Regions from separate parts of the Mus musculus genome. Here all the other regions are linked to region 2. Evidence: chromatin loops called from intact Hi-C (ENCODE). Cell type or tissue: left cerebral cortex. All regions are shown on one strand. Links, peaks and the distances in the headings refer to the core of each region. The heading gives the core; the rest is flanking DNA.

The links. Peaks named below come from ENCODE experiments on the same cell type or tissue, not always from the same donor. Only the 100,000 strongest peaks of a DNase experiment are listed, where the experiment ranks them.
Region 1: a loop joins it to region 2, with 2.5 times the contacts of the local background. A loop is called at or near these places in 4 of 42 quality-filtered maps.
Region 3: it touches region 2 in a loop (2.4-fold over the local background); 2 of 42 quality-filtered maps call a loop at or near these places.
Region 4: a loop joins it to region 2, with 2.0 times the contacts of the local background. A loop is called at or near these places in 6 of 42 quality-filtered maps.

Annotation. Positions count from the first base shown.
Region 1 is chr6:89,361,117-89,364,825 of GRCm38, reverse strand. Plxna1 (plexin A1) reads left to right here and starts at 2,213. Exons shown (of 32, transcript NM_008881.2): 1 at 2,213-2,419. Gm40415 reads right to left here and starts at 3,471. Exons shown (of 2, transcript XM_017321867.2): 1 at 3,428-3,471; 2 at 2,235-3,241. The coding sequence starts at 3,082. The coding sequence ends at 2,648. In left cerebral cortex, for the core only: CTCF peaks have their summits at 1,858 and 2,059; DNase peaks (open chromatin) are centred at 907, 1,752, 2,253 and 3,046; H3K4me3 peaks cover 1,746 bases; H3K27ac peaks cover 1,443 bases.
Region 2 is chr6:89,238,720-89,242,428 of GRCm38, reverse strand. No RefSeq gene overlaps it. Among named protein-coding and RNA genes, the nearest start is that of Gm839, 24 kb to the right of the region's middle. RefSeq lists an enhancer at 1-1,084. In left cerebral cortex, for the core only: a CTCF peak has its summit at 2,015; DNase peaks (open chromatin) are centred at 2,099 and 2,774; H3K27ac peaks cover 617 bases.
Region 3 is chr6:89,159,780-89,163,488 of GRCm38, reverse strand. No RefSeq gene overlaps it. Among named protein-coding and RNA genes, the nearest start is that of Gm1965, 21 kb to the right of the region's middle. In left cerebral cortex, for the core only: a CTCF peak has its summit at 2,061; DNase peaks (open chromatin) are centred at 971, 1,538 and 2,560.
Region 4 is chr6:89,338,130-89,341,838 of GRCm38, reverse strand. It overlaps Plxna1 (plexin A1), which reads left to right. Exons shown (of 32, transcript NM_008881.2): 9 at 1,202-1,316. Among named protein-coding and RNA genes, the nearest start is that of Gm40415, 21 kb to the left of the region's middle. In left cerebral cortex, for the core only: a CTCF peak has its summit at 2,261; a DNase peak (open chromatin) is centred at 2,177.

The sequences.
Region 1 (3,709 bases), core at 674-3,173, 120 kb before region 2:
CTTACCCCTAATACGGGGCTGTCAGAGGGGAGGAAGAGCCAGCTGAGCCCATTTGTAGGAGGGTCTGTCACAGGTGCAGAAATGGCCCTGAAACTGTTCGCTGCTGGAGCATGTGAAGGGAGGGGCCTTAAGAACCTTATTAGGCCCCCTTGACCAGAACCTTGCTCCTGGGACTACTCCTCTCCTTTCCAGTTCCTGCAGGGAAGTGACCCCCAAGGGGGAAACGCAGAGGGAGGAGCCCTGGCAGCAGCAGTCACAGCAGCTGTGCTGACTCACTTCCTTTCTCTGCAATGTGGTCAAGCCAAAGCTGCAGGCCCAGGTTCAATTCCAGCTCTTCTATGGTCACAGGCTTTCTTCTTCTGCTGCTTCTCGGGACTCAATAAGACCACATAAAAAAGAGCTGAGACATCAGTGGAGGCACAGTGCAGCTGAGAGGGATCAGTGGAACTACTAACTGATCCAAAGCAATAGCCCCTAGCTGGATTTCCTCCAGAAAAAGGTTTTCGGAGGTCACCTATCCCCTCCTGTGGGATGGTAGCCGTGTTTGTGTAGATTCTTTGGCGTTCTTCATGTATTCTGGATACCTATCCGCTGTGTGTGGGTCACAAAACAGGAAGAGCCTTGAGCACCTGCCTAGCTGTACTTCAGAAGACAGGTTGGCAAAGGCAGGTGTGAGCAGAGGCAGTCAGCCTCTGAAGCTAAGGAGCAGAGGCAACTCAGGGAACAGCTGGACAGGCACAACCCCAGTCTGCCTGTAACCTCCCCAAAGCGTTGCAAGTGGATTACCAAATCTGTGAGGCAGGTAAGGCTGTGGACTGGAAAGCAGAGCCAACTATTGGAAGCAGACAGGTGTGCAACTAGGAAGCCCACAGTTTGAACTGCACCTCTGGGCCAGACTCCAGGCTCTGCCACCAACCAGCGAGGGAGCTTGGGCAGGTCACAGGGCCTGCGCAGTCTGTCTACCCGGTTTGTACAGCACAGCAGAGATTTGTACATTCAGTATGTAGTGCCTGTGGAGTCCGACGGTAAGTGTAACTGTGGAAGAAGGGTCTCACCGCCATTCAGAAGCAAAAAGAACCAGCACCAACTTTCAGCCTGGCAAAATCAAACCATTACCTTTCCCACTGTTGCTGACACTTCTCCATCACGTGGAGGGGTGGGGTTTCACTTGGGGGAAAACCAAGTTTGCATCGTCTGTTGAAGCTAAAGACCAAGGTCTAGAGCAGGGGGCTCCAGTCCAGTAGCAGAAGAGAGGGTTAACTATCCAGAATAGCCTGTGCCACACAGTGAGAGCAAAGACTGACCACAGGACCCTGCATTCCTATCAGAGAGGAAGGCGGGACACCATTTCTATAGCATCCTCAAACAAGCTACACAAAAGAATATGTCATTCAGGGAGACAAAATGTAAACGGTCACACCCAAAGAAAAACCAGGCAAGGATGAGCACAGGGAAAGAGGGTGATGACTGCTTGGGAGACGAGTACGGACAATGGTCCTTACCGAATGAGCTGCACTGGGTCCCCCAGGCTGTGCCCAGTCAGCCTTCGCCCCTCCCACGACCACCTTTTCTGACTGCTCTGTTCTGTTCTGCGCACAGCTGCCTGCTTTGGTCTGGATGCCTTGCACTGGGTGACCTTATTGAGAAAGGTTCTCTACCCGACCGAGACCTGGCGCAATCCAGCTCTGCAGGCCAGCCCCGCGCCCGCGATCGACCCGGCGAGGTCTCTATCCTGCTGGGGTAGTTCTAACACGCCCCGCTGCAGGACCGCGTACCGGACAGGACAGTCGTCCTCTGAGCTTAGGCATCCCGGCACGCGCCACCTCCTGGGGCCTGCGGGGTGCAGTGCCGGTCCCACCTAAGCGATCGTTGCGCAGGCAGAGATGAGCAATAGGACCAGGGCAAGTGCTTCCTCCGGACTCAGTTTACCCTTCCGTGCACGAAAGCTGTACTTCCAGCCTGTGCTCCTTAAAGAGTGCATCGACTCCTGGGACCACCCGGACCACCTCACCCACCCCCACCCCAGTCCAGAGTTTTAAGGCTGAGGTGGCCATCGCCCTTTGAAGGCAAGCGGTGGGGCCCGCCGCGCGCGCTCTCGCCGCGGGGCCGAGCGCCCCCTGCAGGCCATCGCGGGTCCCGCCCCGCCCCCGCCCCCGCCCCCGGCCCCGCCCCCCGGCTTCGGCCGGCGCATGCGCGCGGCACGGCGCTCCGCGGGGCGGCGAGAGCGAGGCCGGTCCGCAGCCGCGCGGAGCTCAGCGCCCCATTCATGCTGGGCAGCGGCGACGCAGCCACGCAGCGGAGCGGAGCCCGGGCGCGGCGGCCTCGGCCTGGGCGGCCTGCGCGGCGTGGGCGGCCCCGCAGAGGGGCGAGCGGCGGGGCGCAACGATGGCCAGCGGCGGGACGCGCCCGGGGTTGGCGGGTGAGTCGGGGCGCAACTTTCCCCGCGGGCGGCGGGAGGCTCGTCGCGGCCCGGGGTCCCGAGTGGCCGGGGGGCGCTGGCGGCGGCCAGGGGGGTGTGCGCGGGGACTGCGGCGCGCGTGTCCGCGGCTGGCGTGTCCTGCGGTTCCGGCCGGGCGCCCGCGTGTGTCCGGGCGCGGTCTCCGCTATGGGCTGCCGCGTCCCGGCGGGTCGCAGCACGTCCGGGGCCCTACGATCCGGGGGGGCGCAATGTCTGTGGCCGCAGTCGCGGTCCCTTCCTCCAGGCAGGAGAGAAAGTTTGCAGTGGCCCCGCGGGAAGGGCCCTGCGGGTGCCCATGTCGGCCCGTGTTGCGCCGGGTCGGACCGGGCCGCGGGTGGGGACGTGGGCCGCAGGCGAGCGCCGCGCTGGGCAGGCCCGGGCAGGGCCGCGGGATTCGGGGCAGGTCCCTGGCTGCGCCTCGGGCCGGCCTGAGGCAGTGGGGTGGAAGTTGCAAGGCTTCGTGGGGACCCCCGCCCCCTCCGGCTCCGGCGCGCGAGTGGGCGCCGCAGCCAGCCCAGGCCCGCAGGCCCTCCACCCGGCTGCAAGGGGCGGTGCGGTGCCACCGGAGAGGACGCCGGCTCGGGCCTCCTCGGCCTCCCCCTGCGCAGGGCCTCCACGGGTCATTCCTTCCCCGGAGGATTCCCCTCTTGCTTCCTGGACGGTCCCAGGCCTGGTGTACGGCGAGGACGGCGGCGGTGATGGGCTGACTCTGGCTGCTGTAGGGAAGGGCGAGTGTAGATTCCTGGGAGGCCCCCTCTGCCTGCAGAGATCCCAGGTGCTGCCCTGGAAGGATACAAGAGGGCTTCAGAGAGGCTACTAGGTGGCCGGAGCCCTCTCAGTCTCATCGGTGGGGTGCTGGGGCCACGCCCCTTGAAAGAAAGGGGTGTGTTGGGGGGGGATGGGAACGAACTGAGCCTCTGCCCCTCTGCCAGGCTCCTACCTCTGGCTCTGGCTCCTGGTGCTACCTACCTCTTCCAGCAGGTGCTGCGGGTCTTCAGTCCCATCAGGGTGGTGCTATCCTGTGCTTCTCCAGCCCTCCTAGAGCACCCCCAGTTTTCCAGCTCCATTGCTTGTTGGGGGTGAGCAGGAGGAGGTAGTGCTGCATTAGGCTGGCCAAGAGTCTGCTGGGTCGGGGAAGCACTCAGCCAGTGCCCTAGGCAGAGGTGCAAAACAGGGACTCTGCTTCAGGGCTAGGCTGTCAGGCAGAGGGGAGGTGGCAGCTTGGAGCCCACCGAAGGTGTCTAAAGGCAC
Region 2 (3,709 bases), core at 727-3,226:
TCCCGAGAACCTTTCCCAAGCCCGGCAGTGCACCTCCTGGTGGCCTTGGAGCATAAGAAGGGAGGGTACTGTAGCTATTCCCTGTTCCCTGGAGAGAATGGTCTTCTGCAAACAAGACCTTGGGAAGACAAGGCTGTAATTACAGCAATCATTTCCAGGCTGATGGCAGGTGTGGGAGGAGATGAGGGGAGGGAGCTCACTGCAGGTTGGGTGGGGTCAGCACACAGGCCATTAGGACCAGGCTGGCCATTCACACAACAAGGTTCAGATGGCTAGACCTGCCCTTACACACCCACATACTACTCATGGCCTGAAGAGTAATGGGGACCAGACAGATGGGATCCAGCTCCTGGGTGGGGGCTGCTGGCCCACTTGTTGTGTAAGATATCTCCTTATTATCTGGGAATTCTGGGACATGCAGGATTTCAGGCCAAGCTTCAGCCCGCCCCTCCCTAGCTCTGTGGCTGTTGGCTTATCCCTCGGAGCATGCTTCTCTATTAGTTTTATACCCCGAGTTTCTCAGGGTGAGTGAGGTGCCAGGCTCAGAGCAGAGGCTCCATAGATATAAAAACGAGTCTTTACAACCCTAACTCGTATGTGGGTTGTTTTGTTTTGTTTTGTTTTGTATGAGAATGTCTCCTATAGATTCATGTACTTGAATGCTTGGTTCCCAGTTGGTGGAACTGTTTGAAAGGGATTGGGAGGTGTGGCTTTTTGGAGATGTGTCAGCTACTCCAGTGCCACATCTCACATCTGCCTGCTTGCTCCTATGTGCCCTACCATGGACTCATCCTTTAAAACTATAAGCCAACACCTAATAAACGCTCCTTCTATAAGTTGCCATGGTCATGGTGTCTTATCACAGCAGTAGAAGGGTAACTAAGACACTCATATGATTCACTAAAACTAAAAAAAAAAAAAAAATAATGTATACTATGCCCACATAAAACCGCTAAATTTCTTACCATTGGAGGACTTGTGAGCTCCTGACTACCCTTCATGCTCACTTTCCCCATCTTTCATTGGAGTGCCTTAACTCTTGCTGCTATGGAAACAACCTAATGCCAATGGGCTCTGCTCTCTCCTGTACTCACACAACCCTTGCCCCTCGTCGAAGGCAGAAAACCCTTCCCCCCCCCTTTTCTTAGTTCTCCCCATCTCTATGGATCTTTACCATCATTTCTTGCTCTTTGAGTTCTAATCACACAAAGGAAGCAATCAACCTCGTTTGGGGCTATGTGCAGCATGGGTCAGCCACCCTGCAGAAATCATGAGGAGCAAGAGACTATGTGTCAACAATTTTTGGAAAAGAGGTCTTTTCTGGGCAGAGGTCAGGTAGGGTGGATGAGTGGGGGTGTGTGAAGACAAGGAACAGCGTCATTCAAGGGGGATTAGGGTATTTATTGGGTGAAAGCCGGAGGCAATGGAAGGAACAGGTTTCCATGTGGAAGCTGTGCCTTAGCAATTGCTGATTAGACAGATGGACTGAGATAAGGAGAGCGTTCTTTCTTAGTCATATTCTTTGATACCAGGAGCTTTACTATCGCCAGAGAGAAGAAGGCTCTCTTCAGTGTAGCCAGAGTTTAGAAACAACACACAGGGCCACAGCTTTCCTACATAGACCACCTCATCTACACTCTTACACCCAGCACTTCCTCCACTGGGTTCCTGGATTCCCACCACCTGAATAACCCAGTGTCCGAAATCATCAGGCAGAGATGGCCCCTGTTCTACTAGCCCCTTGCCCATCCCTGCTCATCCCCTCCCTGTCCTTTCTGCAGGTGCCACAGCCCTGCATATCCACATGCCCCACCCCCTACCTACCTGGTGCAGCCCTGTCCTTCTTTTGTGGCCCTAATGCTGTGAAGGAAAAGTGGGGCACGGCCATCTTTCCTTCAGTGGCAGTCCTCTGACCTGTGGCTCTCACCACACCTGAATAATAATGACAGCATATCGTGAAATGCTCACAGTTTTGAAGACACCCGAGGGTGCTTGTCAACCTCCTTCCTTGCCAGCCAGCCACCTCCTGTGGTTAGAGGAAGAAAGGCAGAGGAAGCCCACGCTGGGGTAGCAGTGACAGTCCACACCTCCCCTCCTGCTGGTACCTCCCCATTTCTTCTGGAAGGAGAGTGTTCCTATAGCAACCCAGTGAATAACAAACAGTAGCCACTCCTTTTCTCCAACAGGTGGATCCAGCTAGAATGGATGATGGATAAACAAGGGATGAAGAGGTTTGCTTTAGCCATAGCTACATCTGAAAGCAATCCAGGAAAAAAAAAAAATCACACGTGCTCAACTTTCTCCTAGCTCCTTACAGTGACTACTGGCTTTCTCTCAGGAATCTGTCTTATTGTTTGCTTGATGGACATTTCTGTTTCTCCTATGATACTCCCACACATATGCTCTTAGGTGCCAGTGTGGGCAGTCCTGGGTGATCTTTCCCTACCCCCCACGTAGAGCTGTGTACAGTCCTGCATCATCTTTCTCTACCCCCACATAGAGCCATGTACAGTTCCAAGTGATCTTTCTCTCCCCCCACGTAGAGCTCAATGGTCTCCTGGCTGATGATTTAACACTTGAGTGCTGTCATCAGGGGAGCTTGGTGGGCTCTGCTCCAGCTGCTGGGCACAGCTGCCTGGCTGGAGTTTCAGGGCCAGGTCTGACATGCCATGAGTGGCTTGCCAGATCCCAAGGAGGGCAGCCGAGGGCACAGCCAAGCCAGCAGGCCAGGCACCTCGGGTGGCGGGCAGCCAGGCCAGGCCAGAGCCGTTCCAGGCAGCCCACGGCCAGCTGCTTGTGGTTATATTTAGCCAGGGACAGCAGGACGCTGGGGCTCCCCAGGCCAAGGGACCATACGCTGCCTAAGTGGTCCTTGGCATTGGACATGTGAGATTGTTTTCCATTTTGAGGACATTATTTTAAAATGTTTCCATGAGGGGAAAGGGAAGAAGGGAAAGAAAGCTGATCTGGAAGAAGAGGTCTAAAAGAAATGCAGCAGCAACAACCGCAAATCCTTGTTTGCATTCCGACGGTTGCTGCCGCTGCTGAACTAACTCCAAAGAGATCACTGGAGACATCTGGGAATTCGCACACAGGCTGAGAATTAAACGATATTAAAGAATTATTAATTCTGTTGAGCGTGATGATACTGAGATTAGATGTCTTAAACTCCTTATCTGCCAGAGACACAAATTGAAATATTTATGATAAAATGGTCCGATGACGTATGAGGCTCACTTGCCACACGGATCGTGTGTACGGGAGTGTTGGGGGTGGAGGCACACCGGCTGTGGATGCTGCCTCCAAGCTGCGGCTGGCACACATTCGTTATTCCTGTCTCTCTACTTTTGTGTGGAGTTGACATTTTCCGTAATCAATGCTAAAAAGTGCTTCCACCCGTATATTCTCGCCTGAGGCTTTTTCTCCCTGCGTCCTTTTTGCCTTGCTTGCTCAGAGAGAATTCCCAGGGGTGGAATTACTGGAGCTGGGAGTTTCATGATTTCCTCCCCCACTCTGGACATGTGCTGGCAGGTCGGGCATCCACAGGACGATGAGGACTCTGTGCTGATCCTGGGGCACCCAGGGTCCCTGCACAGCAACAGAGCTGACACCCACTCAATTCTTCACACCATGAGGTCACTCAATATAAAACTGACATGGCATTCGGCACTTGACCCCCAGCTCCGGATGAAGGGTGAGGGCAGGGCAC
Region 3 (3,709 bases), core at 624-3,123, 79 kb after region 2:
TCAATCCTCAGAATTGCAAGAGAAGAAACAAAATCCCCTGCGTGCCATTCCTTTTCAATCCCTCCATGTCATTCTCTCTTGTGAATTCACCCCAAAGGAAACCTTGCTGGGCACCAGCTTCGGGGAGAGGGAAGCTAGAACATTCCATGTATAGCATGGCAGTTGGCTACTTCTACCACTCACTGGAAGCTCCCATCCATGGACTGTGTTAGCCAGGAGGCCCCAAAGGGACAAACAGCAGGGAATAAGAGACAGAGACAGAGATAGAGGGTGTGGGAGAAGGGTGAAGAGAACAAGGGAGAGGGCCAAGGGATACTTGTCTTGGAGGACAAGTGACTGCCTCTGGAGATAGAGGAGACAGATGTGGTCCGTAGGAAAATGGTGGTTTATAAAGGTAAGTGTTAAGAGGAGGTGTTTAACTTTAATTGGGGGTGTTACCTGGGTGAGCCAAAGGGCCTTTTGATTGCTGGACCTTGGTAGTCAGCCTAAGGAGGAGGAAGTGGCCAGACCTTGGTGGTGAACTTTAGGAATATAATCTAACAGGTTCCCTGACACCCTAGCAAAACAGAGGAAATATGGGAGAAAGGCAGAGCTTGATAGAGCCATGTTTACCATGCTTAAGCTGGCAAGGGTCCCTTAAGTCTTCGGTGGAGTTTGAGAAACCCCTTTGGCTCCTTTTGCTTGCCCACTCTCCCAACAGACAGTCTACTTAGAGATCCACAAATCCCAAAGGTTCGCTCAGTGTTCAGGCTGGGCAATAAGTTTTCTTCATTTAGCTGTTGAGCTGTTTAGCTATTTGAGCTGTAAAATTTCCAATACTGTGGTTTTCCGTTCTAATGTGTCCATTTGGACTTGGTGAGCTGGCTCAGCACTTTAAAGCACTTGCTGTGTAGCCTGAGGACCCACATGGTGGAAAGAGACAAGACTGCTGCAAGCTCCTGGTGCTCCTGTGTGCACGGATGTGTGCTCCCGGCCCCGCCCGATAGACATATGCAGCAAACTATTTAAGTGTTCACTGATGGCTGTATTTTTTTTTCCTTTGCCAAGGTTTTCTATTTTATTTCAAGAACATTCTGAACTGTTCATTGAAGAATCCTTCCTGGGTTTGTTACTTGTTTAATTAAGGGGTGCTGGCAATGGAACGTAGGGCCCTTCTCTCGTGCAGCTGAGCTGCATCCCGGTTCTGAAGGGGACCCCTGAAGGTGATTCTGACCTTGACTTCGGCTCAGCACAGGCTTCTGTTGGCTGTCGTTTTATTTACATTGAAATTCCCTGGATTCTCAGTTCCAGGCGGTCTTTGTGGCTTGGTGCACCTTTGGGGATTGTGTTATGAAACTCTGGTTGTATTTAAACCTGATTTTCCCTGGGCTCCTCTGGTTCCAGATGTGGTGAGAAGGGAGCAGTGACTTCTCAGAGGTGATCAAGGTCTGCATTCTCAGCCTGCTGAGCAGGGCATTTTGGAGAAGAGTGTGAGATTCCGCCTCCTCACCAGCTTCCATGAATATAGCAGAGAAGGATGGGTACCCTGCTCTGTTCCCCAGATGGCATCTTCTGAATGATGATGATGAAGCTTTGGCTTGCTCCCAAGGCATTTCTGACAGGATTGGGGAGGGGCATAGTGATGTGGAAACCTCCTAGGCTTTCCTAGTGGCTTCCAGCAACATACTCAGCCTTCTCAAACATCCCAGTACTTCTTTAGAACCAGGCAAGGGTGGGGTCTGGGTTCTCTCTGCCTATGGACTGAAATCAGTTTTCTGTGGTATTTGGCTGGCATTATTAATAATTATCTGCAGGTTTTCTACTTTATTGGGCTGCCCATTTCCTAGTCCCCTAGCTAGAAAATAAGAGGCGCTCTCTCTCTCTCTTTCTCTCTTTCTCTCATTTGTTTTTTGCACTTTTGCATACTACAAGCTTCCTCAGCATGCTGCCCAGGATGATGTAATTACTGGGGATCTTATGCTGCCCTTTTCCTTTGCTGTCTCTCCTACAGATGAGATCCTGGATCCCTGCCTCATTTAGCAGAAGACACAAGCACAGCACCTCCACCAGGTCAGAACTGGAGCCTCGCGACGCCTCAACTTTCGGCTTCATTAGATCATCATGAAGTGCAAGATAGTTAGTGCTCCAAACAGTGAAAGAAGCTTCAGACCCACACAGATCGGACCTGTAAGATATGACCCAGGGTGGCTCTGAGGATGCTCAGAGCTGAAGGAGGGAGAGCAGGCGTCCTTCTCAGCAACCTACCAAGAACTGGTGTGCTCAGTGAACTTGATTGCTCAGATGGGACAGTTCTCCTGACATGTGACACTTGGTCAGGGTCTCTGGGGTATTACACCTGCTGGTTCATACTGTGGGCAGTTCCATGTAGCTTAGCATTGCCACATGGTGCCCACCAGCTTCTCTTCTGTCCCTCTGTGTTCCTGTGACCATCCAGGAGAGCAGGGTAGAGAGCTGCAAGACCAGGAAGCCTTGCCTGCCCTGGGTAGAGCATCCCTGCTGCTCGGAACTTCCCTACTAGGAATCTTTGGAAGTTTCCTTCTGTTGGAAAGTGTTACATCTCCTTGTGGGTCCAGATGGTGGGTGTTTGCTTTCCCTCTTCTTTTCAATGTCTTAATCTTTAAAGTGACTTTAATTCTGGCAAATGTAGGTCACCAAGTGTTTGGGTACTGTTTCTCTGAGGATTTTTCTGTCTTCCCTTGAGACTCCAGCATCCAGATGTGGGGGCTCTGGTCTTCATACCTCTTAACTGCCCTTTCCTCTTGCCTTCTAAGCAACAGCTCAGCCTCATCTCCTGGCTCATTAATTCTCTGTCTCCTGCTGCTCAGGTCTTCAAAGCTCCACATTTCCACCCCCAGCATTTTCTCAATAGTGTTATTGTCCTTATTCAGGGCAGGAGATGGAATCCAGGGCCCCATGCATGCTAGGCAAGCTTACACCACAGTGCCATAATCCAGGCCCCAGGGACTTCTTTCATCTGCTGTCCCTGCTCCATGACATCAGCACCTTCTTCTCCCATGAGGAAACAAAATGAGACTTTACTGTTCTTTCTAGCTCTCCGTTCACTGCATTGCTTTTGTGGACAGCGTCATGTGGGCCCAGCACTGAGTGGGCAGTCTGAACTCCCAGGAGTCCTGTCTCACTGGAGTGGTCTCGCTTACAGAGGGGATTATGCGTGACTTCAGACCCCTCAAAGTCTCTGCCTACTGGCTCCAACAGCCTGGGAATATTCCTGAGAATCCTGCCAGCTGAGGGGGTGGAGCGCAGATCACAGTCTTCTCTATCCCAGGGCTTCCCGTTGAGCACACAGCAACACATGCCTTTTGTTGTAGCTCTTGGAAGAAAGCACCACTCCTGGGACACCGCAGCCATCAGCCACTGTTCCCCTGTTCAGGATAAGGGTCTTCAAGAAGCCACCCTGGCACTTGAGTGACAGGTGCTTTGTTGTTCCCGCAGAGGCCCTAGCCACACGGGGCCAACTGATGGACAGCAAGAGCTGTAACTTCGCCAATTGACTCCTGTTCTTTATGAAGGCTCAACCATCTTCATGGAGGCCATAGTCTCTGTGGCTATCCTACATTCCCCCAAGTCAAGTAATCCACAGTTTTTGTGTCCCATCTTGCATCCCTGCCCCAGTCAATATGGTCCTGCCAGCTGCTAGGTTCTTCTTGGCAGATGTTATCAGCTGGCCAAAGGTTTATAGTGAGAATTT
Region 4 (3,709 bases), core at 753-3,252, 99 kb before region 2:
CTAGATCCTGCCCTTGCTGCACTCGCATCCCTGTGGTCTTGCTGCAAACACTTCTTTGCAGGCCTGCTCTCCTGCAGCTGACATCCAGTCAAGCAGACAGGATAAGAGACCCCCACAAAAGCAGCCTGCCAGTTGAAGAGCTATCTGGGCAAGGCCCTGAGGGCATCATGGAAGGAGGCTGTGGCTGGTATTGCAGCACCTGTGGAGAGCTGTTTTAGGAACTGGGTGGGAGAGATATGACCTATGAGAAGCCCTGCTGGCCAGCAGAGTGGGACCAGGGCCTCCAAGGGAGACATTGATCTGGGCCATTGTGAAACCCAGACATGACAACTCAGTGTGTGCTGATTCTGGGCCTGGAAATAGTTGCTGCACAGTAGGACACCTAGGCATTGGCTTCTGCTTGGTTCTTGGGGCTTCTGGGTGGCACAGGGAGTTGGGCAGGGGCAACATTGTTTGCTTCTTCCCATCTTAGCTGTGAGCGCCTAGCTTCAGATATAAGGAAGCTGGGGACATATTAAGGTTCATTACTGGTCAAGAGAGGGTCCTTAGAAGACCAGGGCAAGGGTGGGGATTTCAGAGACAATCATATCAGGCTTGGCCTAGGACATGGGGTTGGCTGGCTTTTCAATCTTGCTTTCATTTATTGAGACACTCCACAGTTTTCTTGGAGCTGTCTTCAGGAGCAAGGTGACCAGAACTGGTAGGGCTGTCCTATAGGGCAGGGAGGTGTATTCTGGAGGCCATGAGGCTGTCTCTTTGCAAGCCCCCAGGATTATGAGATGCACACTGAACAGCTCCTACCTAAGTAGAACAGGTTTGGATAGGACAGGCGGAGGAGGACTGAGATCTGAGCAGTTAAGGGAGCCACTCCCCACGTGCACCAGCCTGAGCCCATTGAAGTGGAGCGTGTGACACATGCTTCTGGTGTACTTGCAAGTACAGTCTGGTTCTGTCATGGGGACCAGGGGTCACTGTAGTGACTAGTACTGGGTTGAAGAGGAAGAGAGTCAGAGGAGGTAAGACCATTCTCAATGAGGCCTGGGCAGCAGGCAGCAGGTCTGGTGACCTTCTCTCAGCCAGGGGCAGCCATTGCAAAGGCCCTGAGGTGACGACACTTCAAGGAGAAGCAGCACATTAGGTCCTCGTGGTGGAAGCACAAGCTGAAACTCCCTAGGCCTAACTGTCTCATTTCTCCCTGCAGCTGCCTGGCATGTGTCAACGGCTCCTTCCCCTGCCATTGGTGCAAATACCGCCATGTTTGCACCAACAATGCGGCTGACTGCGCCTTTCTGGAAGGCCGAGTCAACATGTCTGAGGTAAGGCTGGATAAGTAGCCTGAAGGCTTCAGAAGTACCAGTGAGCCTCAGGGTATCACCCAACAATACCCATGGGTGCCTAGGGTGCCAGTTGTATACTATGAGGTGTGACTAAGGTGGAGACATCTTCCTGAATGTCATAGCCTGAGGCCAAACTGGGACCATTTGCTGGTGGCCATGGGTGTCCTTTGTAGTCCTTAGGAGACAGAGGCCCTGTAATAGCTTGTGCCAGGGCAGCCTGAGCAGCACGTTTCATAATAGTTCTTTTCCCAGACAGGGAGGGAAGTTACCAGTGGTGCTGTGGGGGTTTCTGAAGCTCCACATGGTAATTGCTGCTGTGTCTGACTGTATGAGTGGAAAGCCACTTCTCCTGGAACCTATGACATCCTGGGCATACAGGATGGGAAGTGGGGACAGGGTCCTAGGGTCCATGTTGGTGTGGAGCAGGACCTAAGTCAGGACCCATTCATTTCATTATGAATACTATGCTGAGTTTGGGAAGGGGAAGCCGTGAATTCTGTTACTTGGGTCTGTGGGAGCTGCAGCCAGACTGGACTTATCTGAAAAACTTGGCAGAAGGTCATATGTGAGTGGGGCCCCATGAGCTGCCCTCCTCTGTCCCTCCTTCCTATACCCTCCCACCATTCTGCTGCTTCCTGGTCTCATGTCTACTAGACAAGGTGGCAGTAAAATACAAGACCCTGAACCTAATGGTGAGGGGAGCTGTGACAGTGGGTGGAGCCGGGACACAGTGGGGGTGAGGGGGTGTTTCTAGGAGGGTAGCAGTTGGAGAACTGGATCACAGTATCTAGGGTAGGAAGTAAGGAGCCAAGTCAGGGGCCTTGGGACCTGGCCAGGGCTGGCCTGAGGCCACTTCCAGAGGCCTGTGCAGTGCCCTGGAGACAGCAGTATGCTAGTAGAAGGCAGGGGAGACCCCTGTTGGTGGTTCCTGAAGCCAAGGCAGTCCAGGTTTCTTCTCTGGTGTCCCTCTAATCCTGCTCTGAGTAGCCCATCGCCTCTAGGAAGTTTTATTAACAGAGGACTCCCCCTGGAGTGGTAACCTACTCAGGTTCTCATACCCAAGCAGCCATAGTATTCTGGGTGGGATGGGCAGCATAGAGCCTGGTTTGTCTGCACAGGGCTAGCGTCAGGGAAGGGACTTTTGGAGAACGAGTTGATCCCATGTGTGCATACTCTTCTTTAGTTGCAGCTTTGTATGGAAGGTCACCAGTGTTATATAGCAATAGACATAGCATATACAGTGGCAGGCAGCACACCCCATCTCCCTGCCTCTGGCTCTGGGGGACCTCATGCAGATTCAGACGTTCTAACCCAAGATCCTTTTCTGTGCCCAGAATACTGGCTCGAAGATGCAGAAAGACCTGTAAGCGCTCACCTTGCCACCCTGTACTCGGGGGCTTGCGGAACAGGTCGTGAGATAGGCAGCCGGCATGGGGTGCTAGGCCCTAGAAGGAACCTCACAGAAACCTGGTCATCAGAGCTCACGCTGACAGTCCGGGAACCTGGCATGTCCTAGTAGTTCCACATTCTGACCTTGCTGTAGGGGTGGAGAGTGGCCTTCCCAGTGGTCTGGTGGATCTTACTCTTGGCTTCTCTCCCTCGCTAAGCCCTAGGATGACCTTGAGTTCCCACTAGGGAAGTAGACTTGTCTGCATGAGGGAGAGGGCTGTGGGTCAGATGACTAGGAGCTGACCAGAGTCCGAAAACATCCCCTTGTCTTGACTACTTCCAGGTTGGTCCTGGAGTGAAGGCATAATCAGGAGCCCTTAGGCAGGGACACTGGTTCCACTCCACAGTGTTTGCAGTGTCTCCCAGGCATGCCTTGGGCTGCTGAGAAACAAGGAAATAGTTAGACCTTTCAGGGCTGCTGATCCCTGAACCAATAGACCCCAAAGACTCTGTGACCTCCTCTTAGCAGGGTCTGAGGTATAAGTGTCTGGTGGGATTAATTCAGCTTGACCCTGTGTGCCCCAAGGGTCCCACTCAGCCTGGCCTATGAGTTCTAGAATCTATAATTAGAAGATGTGCTGCTGGGCTTGGATAGGATACAGGAGGCTAGGTGAGGTGGAAGCTACACCGGAGGCCCAAGCAGGTCTTCCATCCAGGATGTGGCTGCTGGACTGAGCTGGGAAGACAGTGTTGGGTTAGTGGAGCAGGCAGGAGGATTTGCTAGGCTCCATTCAGCCATGTCTGCCCTCAGTCTGCTGCAGTCACCCAAGGGTATTACAGGGGTCAGTGAGCAATGCTGGGCTCTGGGCCTGGTATGCTATACTAGGTGGATGGTAAGCTCAGCTCACAGGGGCCGTTGGAGGCTTAGGGGAGGCTGACACTAAGTTGTTGCTGTTCTCTCAGCTAGGTCCCATCACAGCCTG